2 separate regions of the Homo sapiens genome follow, and region 2 is linked to region 1. The links are chromatin contacts, found by Hi-C or POLR2A ChIA-PET in ENCODE. All regions are on one chromosome and are shown on one strand. The core of a region is the stretch at or near the end of the contact, and the rest is flanking DNA. Distances in the headings are between cores, read along the strand shown.

What was found. Hi-C counts contacts between places; a loop is a spot of excess contacts on that map. ChIA-PET counts read pairs that join two places held with the same protein, here RNA polymerase II (POLR2A).
Region 2: POLR2A ChIA-PET joins it to region 1 with 10 read pairs in activated CD4-positive, alpha-beta T cell. The contact joins the enhancer-like site here to the promoter of HCCAT5 in region 1. A Hi-C loop is called at or near these places in 1 of 168 maps with a recorded cell type or tissue (gastrocnemius medialis). POLR2A ChIA-PET finds 5 or more read pairs at or near these places in 2 of 52 experiments (activated CD4-positive, alpha-beta T cell and activated naive CD8-positive, alpha-beta T cell).

What each region holds. Positions count from the first base shown.
Region 1 is chr16:73,089,087-73,094,712 of GRCh38, forward strand. HCCAT5 (hepatocellular carcinoma associated transcript 5) reads left to right here and starts at 3,263. Exons shown (of 3, transcript NR_027756.1): 1 at 3,263-3,899; 2 at 3,995-4,125; 3 at 4,378-4,688. It also overlaps a transcript of ZFHX3 not described here. RefSeq lists enhancers at 3,867-4,367, 4,368-4,868.
Region 2 is chr16:73,200,964-73,206,535 of GRCh38, forward strand. It overlaps a transcript of ZFHX3 not described here. Among named protein-coding and RNA genes, the nearest start is that of ZFHX3-AS3, 29 kb to the right of the region's middle. Within about 2 kb of position 3,893, at least 4 of the 41 ENCODE cell types and tissues checked have a DNase peak (open chromatin) inside an H3K27ac peak, as active enhancers do.

The DNA of each region.
Region 1 (5,626 bases), core at 2,013-4,512:
TTAAATTTTAATTTTAATTAATTAATTGATTTTTTGAGACAGAGTCTTGCTCTGTCGCCCAGGCTGGAGTGCAGTGACGCGATCTCAGCTCACTGCAACCTCCGCCTCCCAGGTTCAAGCAATTCTCCTGCTTCAGCCTCCCGAGTAGCTGGGATTACAGGTACCTGCCACCACCCCCAGCTAATTTTTGTATTTTTAATAAAGACGAGGTTTCACTCTGTTGGCCAGGCTGGCCTCAAACTCCTGACCTCAGGTGATCCACGTAAAGTGGATCCTAAAGTGCTGGGATTACAGGCGTGAGCCGCTGCACCCGGTCTAATGTTATACCTTTAGATTGTGTCCTTGCATCTCATTACTCCATGAACATATTTTTACCGAGGAAAAATCAAACAGCACAGAGCTGGGCCACCATGAAGCCAACTGTGTCACCGAACAAGGGTCTAATGCAAGCAACATCAGGGATGCCACTGTGATTAAGTGATGGATGCAGTGACCACACTATCCATTGACCCTGCACTGACTGGCATGAATCAGGGCAGGTCTCTGACAACAGGAATCCTGTGATTCAAGATTCATCCCTGGATAGGATGAATGTACCAGGGAAGGCTCTCATCCTTGCAGACACAGAGCCTGAGGCACCATGCTGCCCTGGGAGACTGACCTGCAGGCTTTACTAATGATCGTCAAGCCTTTTGTTAATGACTGGCAAGATTTGAAGATTCCCCTATTAGTGTTCAAGGCTGGGGAATTATCTGTAGGATATAAGGATGAAGAAATATTCCTGAACCGAAGCTGTGCTTGCTTTAAGGCTAGTGGCCCCCAAGCTCATCTCCAGTCTTGATTGCTTCCCAGATCCTACACACAATGCACAAAATACCTACCTGTGATGCCCAAATAGGGCATGTGTCCTCTCCTGACAATGCCTTGCCTGCAACAATATCAACCCCTCCAGGCTGAGGCACTTTTTTTCCTAATCCGTGCTCTCCAAGTTCACTGTAATAACTGTATTTAAACTATATCTGTGGGGCCGGGCTTGGTGGCTCACACCTGTAATCCCAGCACTTCGGGAGGCCAAGGTGGGCAGATCCCTTGAGCTCAGGAGTTTGAGACCAGCCTCTGCAACATGGGGAAACCCCATCTCTATGAAAAATACAAAAATTAGCCAGCATGGTGGCATGCGCCCATGGTCCCAGCTACTCAGGAGGCTGAGGTGGGAGGATGGCTTGAGCCTGGGAGGCGGAGGTTGCAGTGGGCTGAGATGGTGGCACTGCACTCCAACCTGGGTGACAGAGACCCTGTCTCAAATTAAGTAAATAAATAAATAAAGTACATTTGTTGTTGTGTACTTGGTTATCTTTTTCATAAGGCAAAAAGTATTCTGAGCTCAGGGACCATTTGTTTAAATATATGAGTGCCACGTGCTTATCACAGTGCCTATCACATAGTATTTGCTCAATAAATGTCTATGGAAGCAAGAAAGGGAGGGAAAGCGGGCTGGATGTTAAAGAAGCAGTAAAGGGTGGGGCGTGGTGGTTCATGCCTGTAATCCCAGCACTTTGGGAGGCCAAGGCAGGCAGATTGCTTGAGCCCAGGAGTTCGAGACCAGCCTGGGCAACATGGTGAAAACTGGCCTCTACAGAAAAAAAAAAAAACAAAACAAAAAACATACAAAACATTAGCCAGGTGTACTGGTGTGCATCTGTAGTCCTAGCTACTTGAGAGGCTGAGGTGGGAGAATCACTTGAGCCCAAGAGGTCAAGGCTGCAGTGAACCATGATTGCACCACTGTACTCCAGCCTGGGAGACAGAGTAAGATCCCATATTGAAAAAAAAAAAAAAAAAAGGCAAGGCATGGTGGCTCATACCTGTAATCCCAGCACTTTGGGAGGCTGTGGCTAGCGGATCACAAGGTCAGGAGATAAAGACCATCCTGGCTAACACGGTAAAACCCCGTCTCTACTAAAAATACAAAAAATTAACCAGGCATGGTGGCGGGTGCCTGTAGTCCCAGCTACTCGGGAGGCTGAGGCAAAAGAATGGCATGAACCCGGGAGGTGGGGCTTGCAGTGAGTGGAGATCACGCCACTGTACTCCAGCCTGGGCGGCAGAGTGAGACTCCGTCTCGGAAAAAAAAAAAAAGAAAGCGGGGAAAAAAAAAAAAGCAGTAAAGACCACTAATCAGGCAGCCAGCAGTGTCACGCTTTTCCAAAAGGGGCATTGGCAGTAAGCCTGGGAGAGACAACCTTATGGAGATCAACAAAGGAGTTGGCAATGGCTTTCAGTGGCTGCAGGGCTGTGATTCCCACTGTGCCTATTGGCGGAACCCCAGGGAATCCCTCTTTCTTGGATCAGCCAGGGACTTACCTTCCTCGAAGGCCAGCACACACTCCTGTGCTGGCGACACTTCTGCAGAGCTGGCCAGCAGTAGCCTGAGGTTGGCTATGTCAAATGGTCCCTAGCATCTCAGAGACTGAGCCTTGCTCAATCCCATCTTTATCCTGTCAGTTTCCTCTGAGGACCCTGATATTTGATATTATGACCCCAAATAGTTAACCTTAGTTGTGGTGAATTGCATTCATTTATTTTACGATCTTCATGGGATGAAAGAGTTTGTCGAGCTGAGTCTTCATTCAGAAATTCGCAAAATATAGCATTTGACAGTGCCACTTAATTTTCAAAATACTATCCAATGGCCACAAGGATCACTGTAGCTGAAAACCCTGAGAATATCTATAAGGGTATTTCGAGACGCTAGAATGTGATGACATAGGTCTCTTCTACTTTCCCCTCACCTTAGCAAACCAATACATTCAGTATTCAGGATATTCAACAGAACATTCAGCACATATCCTTAACTGCTCTTAGAAATTGGTTCTGCCGATATATTAGCTATTCAGAGAAAGTGCTTTTAAGTTCATTGTTGAACATAGTGATGTAGTGTCTTGCAATCACAGAATCAACGAATGTTTGAGCTCGAAGATTTCTTATAGACAGGCTAGTGTGAATTAAGGACACTAATGCCCAGCTAAAAAGGGAAAGTCACTTAGTAACTTGCCCAAGAACACGCAGCTAGTGCGTAGTTGAACCAGACTTGAAAGCAAACATCATGATCATAAGCCACCTTTCTGCCACTGCGTGTTGATGGTATGAAGATACCATATATATATTTACACATGCACACACAAAAAAGGATAAAGTCTTGCATCACATAGAGCCAGTTGTCTGAAGAAACTGTCAGCCCTACTGAAACAATATCCCATTTAAGTTTAAGACAGCCTGGTGAGGCCCAGAGCCTCACCAGTCCCCCAGAAAACGGAGTATTGTTTCCATCCAAACCTTGCACTGAAAGGAGCCTGTCAGCAGGAAGTGACCTCGTGAGACAACTGTGGGGAGAGCAAAGGGCCGGGGAGAGAAAGGCCTCATTCTCACTGCAAACAGGAAAAGGAAAGAGAAAAAGCAAGCTCTGTCTCCACACAAGGTTTGCTGGGCTGGCTATGAACTGTTCCAGTACGTTCCATCAAATAGACGCCTTCATAGAATCAAGCCGAGCGCGAACGCCGTGTCTGGGGCTCCCACTCCCGGGACACACACGCGGGCTGGCTTACACATGCTCTTGCTCTCTCGCGCTCTGGGAGAGCGCTTATATGGGCTTCATGAGGCTAAGTAATAAACACTTTGTCTTCACCCTGCTATTTATGGGTTGCTTGGGGCATCCTGTGCTCTCCACTGCCCTTACCTGAACAGACGGCTCATGCAGACCCGGAGTTTAATAGGGACAACAGTAAATCTGAGAGGCTGTGTGTGTCCCACGCGCTCCTGTTTTCCCAGCCACCCATGCTAGTTGCAGAGAAAAGCCAACCTGTATCCCTTCGTTTATGCTCTGTGTGCCCTTCCTGGAGGTGAAATCCCTTCTCCTTTTTCTTCGGGCCCTTGTTTTCTTCCATCCTTTCAAACATCTCTCTAACATATCCTTTTGCTATTTGACCCCTCCCAGAGATCCCTTCATTCTTCAGCAATGGATCAAAGAACTCTGAAAACAAGAACAACCCCGACAGCTGCAAACCACGAGCCCTCACCTCCAGCAGAGGTTTTCGGGAAACTCTGGACGACCACGCGCATGCAGAGGTAAGGGAATGATCCGGTCCTACCTGGCGTTGACTTCCAGGTTCACTCAAAGGCCACGTGCCACCCTTTGCACATCGTGTTTGGGTTGCAAAGGGGAAAGATGCATATTGAAAGCCAGAAGTGTGCCCAGGCCAACAGACGTCTGAAAGCCACAGGGGACGACCCTGAAAAAGTCTGGCAGATGCAGAACCACAGCTGATCACTTTGGTCCGTTTGAGGGCCCCTTTCGCTCAGCTCTTTTGGGGGTTCCAGGGCTCTCAGAGCTTCCAGGTCCTGTAAGAAGAGATGGAGTCATAGCTGCGCCCTGTCCACTCTCGGGCTGTCACACAAGCCTGGAGCCCAGCCATTTCTCGGCCTTGTCTTCATCTTGGGCTAACCGGTCGTCTCCTGCAAACAGACAGCACGGAGAAGGATGAGTGAACTCGGCCTCTCCCCACAGAATACAGTTCGCCATTACAGCGCTGATTAAATACAGGACATTATCTCACCATAATGCCCTCCTGGCGGCGTTCCCAGGAAAATTCTAACTAATCATAAAAATAGAAAGAAAAACGCAACCTAAATTCCATTCCTCGTCTTAAATGAGTGATGTGTTCACTTTTATTTATTTTTCTGGAAGCGAGGCGGGAAAAGAAAATGAATTTTAGGGCTTAGAAAAACAAGCTACTAATAGTACTAAGTAGAGCTGGGGCGGTGGTGCAGACAGCTTAGCTCTAGCAGGGATGTAGCCGGCATGGCACGGGTGAGTCCTGGCCCTGCTCCTGGCTGAAAACTTAAGAGTTTAGAACTGGAGCACCTGGCAGGGCAAAGGCAGGATGGGGTGAGGGAAAGTTGTGGGGTTGAGTGTGGACCCCCCCAACCCCCTACAAATGCACACACAAGCTAGGCGCTCAATAGCTTTCTTATAGCCCAGGTAGGCAAATCCTCTTCCAATATACCTTTGAAAATAATGCCTGATCTTTCTCCAGCAGCATTCTTTTTGGAAACACAGGCATAGTTTAGGTATTTTTCTCCCTGGAAGGTTCTTTCCTGGAAGTTCACCCAATTAATTCCTACTCACACATTTTAGAGATCTGAACAGTAAGAAGCCTTCTCTAAGAACCCCTACCCTGACTCCAGTCCAGGGGCTGGTCCTGTAAACCTTCTCTTCATAACAGCCATGTGACTGTAATTAATGCAATAACTGCATAGTTGATTGTTTAACATGGTTGTCTGTCCCCTCCCTTAGATTAAAAATGTGTTTGTCTTATTCCTGACTTTGTAAGTACTAGGTACAAAGTAGCTGCCCAATACATGCCTGTGTTGGATGAGTGCTGACGGGTCACGGTGGGCGCCAAAGTGGATGGTACCTTATGCTACTTCGGTGGGGCTCAGGTGTAGCAGCAACAAACACATGTAGAACCAGATCACGGTGGGTCCACACCAACAAGGACCAAGGACCAAGCTCCTCCCTAACAATTTCTGCTCCTTCCTCCTGTGAAGTGTTTTTTGTCGTTGTTGT
Region 2 (5,572 bases), core at 2,643-5,142, 110 kb after region 1:
CTCTGTATTGCTTCCCTTTCTTTTGAAATGTGCACTCTAAATTTCTTTTATGGGGAAGCACCTTTCCCTGCTCTCAGTTCATTTGGTTTGGGCAGGGCAGACCCTACTCCCTGGCTCTAGGTTGATCCAAGCCAGGCCAGCTGGACACTACACCACCTTGTCTACAGTGATGGACATGAGCTGAGACAGTGAGAGCCAAAGCAAGATCTTTTGCTGAAACCATTGGCAATGGGGGGGCTCTGTCCCCTTGGGGTATTTATGCTGGTGGATGTGAGTTTGGGCTGCCAGGGGCTACCACATGCCAATAGCCCACCTGGAAATGAGGCAAACACAGAGGAAAACAGAACCAAAGTAGGTGTGGGGAGAGTAGGGGAGTCAGATATTACTGTTTGAGCTGTTGAATCCAGCTAAGCCTAAAGCAGCCAACCCCATGCATTTTAGTCTATGAATTAAAACACTGCCATTTTTACTTAAGCTAATGTGAATCTGGTTACAGTTAGTTTCAACCCAAAGAGGCTTGATTAATTAGGACAATTTTATCTGTGAACAATCTGCATGTTTCAAACTTATTCTGAAATAAATTTGGAATGCTTAGGCAGGTTCACTAAATTAAAAGGGCTTCAACAATTTTGTTGTCCATGTGAGAGGAAAATGCTGCAAAAGCATCTTAGACTTGGCTGTGCAACTGCTTTGGTATGAGAAACGCTCTACTAGAGCAAGAAGAGAGAAGCTGAAAAATCCTTAAAAATAATAATGAAGATGAAGATTCACTATTTTTGTTTCGTTTTGGTTCAGGTAATGCTGAATTACATGAAATCTCCTTAAGAATAGTCACTGTATTTTCTTAGCATCTGCAATACCAAACAAAGAGCTAGAAGCACAGTAGGCATTTACTGGACTAAACTTATTAGAAAGAATTGCTGCCTGTCCTTCATGCTTCCTACATATTGATGAATGAAAGCCACTTACGGCGTGGTAGTGTTTCTCAGGAATTTAACACAATCCACAAATGATCAGACTTCTCTGAAGATTGACAAAATTCCCAGAAAACACCAAGAACATAAATCAGTGGGAAGAACATTTTTTTTTAACTGTGACTCACAATCATTTTCTTAAAAAAGGCATTTAAATGTAAAGATCTCAGCTCAATATTATTCACTATAAGTCTGTGTAGCCAACCACCCATTCTTTGTCCCTGGGTGATGTGTAAGAGTACTGCCCTTGTTAGAATTCATAAATGTGGCCAAAACCTGGGCTAGACTCAATATTTCTGAGCCCTTGAAACTCTCTAGAATGAACACCATTAAAAGAATGTGTTCATTTTGAATCACCCATCTCTTAGTTATTTCCTAACCATCTCTTTCTGAAATTAACTGTTGGCCAAAATAGAATACCAATCAAAAGCCACATGGAAGAGAAATATGAAGCCTGAGAAGAAAATATGAACCTCACCCAGGGTGAATAGCTCAAAGAGTTTCTGTACTAAGGCAGCCCAGCCATATGGCCAGTTTGGCCCAGAATCAAAATCAAAGTTGTAAAACCATCGCTATGGCAGGGGAAGATGTTCGGGCTGCTGGAGTCGAAATGACTACACTGTAATGCTGAGACTGGGCCAACCAGATGGTGCTGAGGGAACCAGACAGGAATTCCACAGCAGGAAGATGGACTTCGGCCCCAGTCTAGCTTTCCAGGCTCACCTCTCTGCTACCCTCTGCTCCAGCCACACTCCACTGCTCGTTGGCCTTCTTTCATGTGATGCACTTTTCACATCTCTTTGCCTTTGATTTTGCAGGTCCTTCTCTCTGGAACGACCACCTCCTTTGCTCTCCTCCACCCCCATCAAAGTCATGACCATCCCACCCACCTTACTGTGCTTTTATCCCCAGCCCTCCTGCACACTCTGAACTACCTGGGGTGCCACAAGGCTTCATCTTTCTTTCTTTCTTTTTTTTTTTTTTTTTTTTGCCTCCACGCCTTGACATAACTTTTTTTTTTCTTTTTCGTTCCTATCTTCTACCCTCTTCTTGATCTTCCCAGCCTAGTCTTCTAAATTTAGCTGAAGCATCACCTCCTCCTGGAAGCCTTCCCTGATCTCTCCTTTTAATTTAGGAGACCCTCCCCCATGCTCACACAGCCTCTTGGTGCCTATTTTATCAGCATCTACTCCGTCGTCCAGGAGTCACTGACCCACACGTGTATCTCTTCCATATGCCTGGAATGGCCTTGAGGGTCGAGACTATGCATCAACTGACTTTGCATTCCTTTTGCTTACTGCCAGGCACTCAGTAGGAAGGGTGGGTGGAGAGATAAATGGCTGGAAGGAAGGAAGGATGACTTAATCCTTCAAGGCCCTGCTTTCATGTCACTTCCTCTAGAAAGTTCCATGGCCCATCCAGTCCTCTTGTACTTTACATACAGACATTATTTTTTAAAATTCCCACAATTTGACTTGCATTATGGATAGGCCCTGCTTCTCTCTTTCAATAGAGCGTAAGCTCTCTGAGGTCAGAATTCAATCTCCATCTTTATATCCCTAATGATGCCTTGTTCCTAGTGGGTGCATATTTGTTTCTGTTCCATAAACATTTATGGAAAATTATTTGGTACCATTAGGCCAGAAAACATGTGAAAACCATTCAAACAAATTCTGAGCTGGACAGGAGACTCTTCCTAGCTTTGGATATTTAAAAAGCTGGTCCATCTAACCTGAGCTGGGTGGGCTGGGGATAGGTGAATGCTCATAGTAATAATACTAGCTAACACTTACTGAGCACTTACTGCAGTATATAGGCTGTACTAAGAGACTTATGTGTATCAAATCACTAATTTACAAATGCTCAGTGGTACCTGGGCATGACTCCCATTTGAGCCAGTGACAATTGTCCATCTATACCTCAGGGGAGAGAGTTGGGTCTGGTGAGTTTCAGACTGGTATATGAAAGCTGGAATTGTTCTAAGAATTAGCAGAGAGCTTCATCAATTGCTGTCTGCCTGCACTTGAGTATGTTAAGCCAAAATTACTTTGAACTCTGTTAACCTATGATTTTACAACTTGAATGGAAAAGATTCCTCTCCGAATTTCAAGATTTTTTTTTTAGTAAATAAACAGTTGGTTTTTAGACAGGAAAGAAAGACAATTGAGGTGGTTTTCTCCACTGCAGTGGTCCCCAACTTTTTTGGCATCAGGGACTGGTTTCATGAAAGACAGTTTTTCCACGGACTATGGGTCGGGGGTAGGGGGAATGGTTTGGGGATGAATCAAGCGCATTACATTTACTGTGCACTTTATTTCTATTATTATTATAGAAATTATTATTTCTATTATTATTATATTCATTATAATATATAATGAAATAATTATACAACTCACCAAAATGTAGGTTCAATGGGAGCTCTGAGCTTGTTTTCCTGCAACTAGCGGGTAATGGGAGACAGTGACAGATCATCAGGCATTAGATTCTCACAAGAAGTGCCCAACCTAGATCCCTCGCAAGTGCAGTTCACAATAGGGTTTGTGCTCCTGTGAGAATCTAATGTCACTGCTCTTGTGACAGGAGGCGGAGCCCAGTGGTAATGCGAGTGACGGGGAATGGCTGTAAATACAGATGAAGCTTTGCTTGCTCACCTGCCACTCACCTCCTGCTGTGTGACCTGGTTCCTAACAGGCCATGGACTGGTACCAGTCCCTGAGGGAACCCTGCTGTCTTGGGAGCTCTATACCCCTTGTATCAGGAACCTTCCACCTTGCAAGGATATAGTGCAGATTAAACACAGCAAAGAGCATAAATAGCCTAGCACAACACTTGGATGGGGAGCTGTTGCTAGTTGAACCTTCACAATAACCTCAGCAGGGTAGTCACGGCTTTCCTCATTTTAAAGAGGTTGAAAGTGCTACAAAAGGAGTTAGGCAACTTGCCCATAGTCGTTGCATGAGTAGACTGCTGAGTTTGGATTTCAATCCATGCTTATCTGAGTCTGTATTAACCATTAACTTACAAGGGAGCCTAATCTTACTACTACTAAATTGTTTTATGACCCCAGGAAGGTGATTTCCTCTCTGGGCTGCAGTGTTTATTGTGGGGTAAGACACTAGCAAGTGGAATAACGAGTGTGGGCTGCTCAGAGATTCAGAGTCCTAGGACTCCAAGTGACCCTGATTGATGGTCTGGACCATACTCTTGAGTGAAGGGCTGAGTCCCAAAATGTAGGTATCTAATGCAATTTCAGAGGCCTCTCGAGAAAGGGTATATCTAACCCACCTTGAGATCTCACAGGGTTGTTACTAGAAATAACTAATAAAAAAGCCTAGGACATGTCCAAGTGCCACAGTGACAGATATGACTATACATAAATTAGTCTTGCAGAAAGCTACTTGCCTGGGGTCATCATAAATTTCTGATGGCGCAACACAAGACTGATTGTATTTACTTTTGCTCTCTGTTGGGTTCAGAAGTATGATAGGCCAGTAAAACGATTTAGTTAGCTGGTAAATTATCTGCAAGATTGATTAAAAATAGGAAGCGAGCAATTGGCAAATTGTCAATGCACAGAAAAAAGAATCCTCAATAACGAGATCCAGAGATTAAATTAATTTAACATGGGGCACCATTTGAGGAGGATGTTTCATTGAACTCTTGTGATATTATTTGGACTGAAATGACCGCGTGTGGCTGTGAGTGTGTGTGTGTGCGTGAATGAAGCAGCTTTGTAACATGGTGCTCATTTTGGCTTTCAATTCAAGATTAGGAAAGCAGTAAAAATAATACACAAGGGACAGCAGTCCTTAGCGCTCATCATTCTAAAAGAGATCATTTGGTGGAAATTAGAAAGAAAACATCAGCCTTGTAATAAATTACTCTGAGTATCCCAAGAATGGAAAGCTGGCTTCTATTGTTCCTTCTTCTCATAAATGATGTGCCCAGATTATACCATCACTCTAACATGATTATGTATGCAAATGATGCAGACAGTTATACAATTTACAATTTGGCTGAAATTGTTAAAGAACTGGCAAATGGACTTTGACAAATCGCAATTTGAGGTTTTAAAAATGAACTTTTATCACAGAGCAAGAAAACAACGGATATTCTGCCGTGCTTATGTAAATTCTTTGGGCAACATACAATAGAGATGCGATTGACTACATTTTAAAAACTACCGTCAACTCTTTCCTGTGGTTGGGAAATGGATAACTCAAATATTGCTCTGGTTGAATCAAAGATTGAATTAATAGGGAATTATCATATATACCACACATGGATTACCAATTTTAAAAGAATTAGGCCACCAGAAAATACATTTAATTTAATATTTCTTTGATGAGTCAGAGGGCACTTCAAGATCTTGCTGTGCCCCCAGGTCATCATTATGAACCACTATTGATACTGGGGAGGCATGGGAGATAGTTAATGAAGAGATCTGGCCAACACAACACAGGAAAACAGGGAGTCTGCTGTTTTAGACATTTATGTCAGGGTGTCTCCCTTTCAATTTTGATCTCTTTATATCCCTAGGGAAGCTTAGAGTTCGCTACTGCCTTTCTTATCTAGGCCAGAGCTTGGTTACATCATAG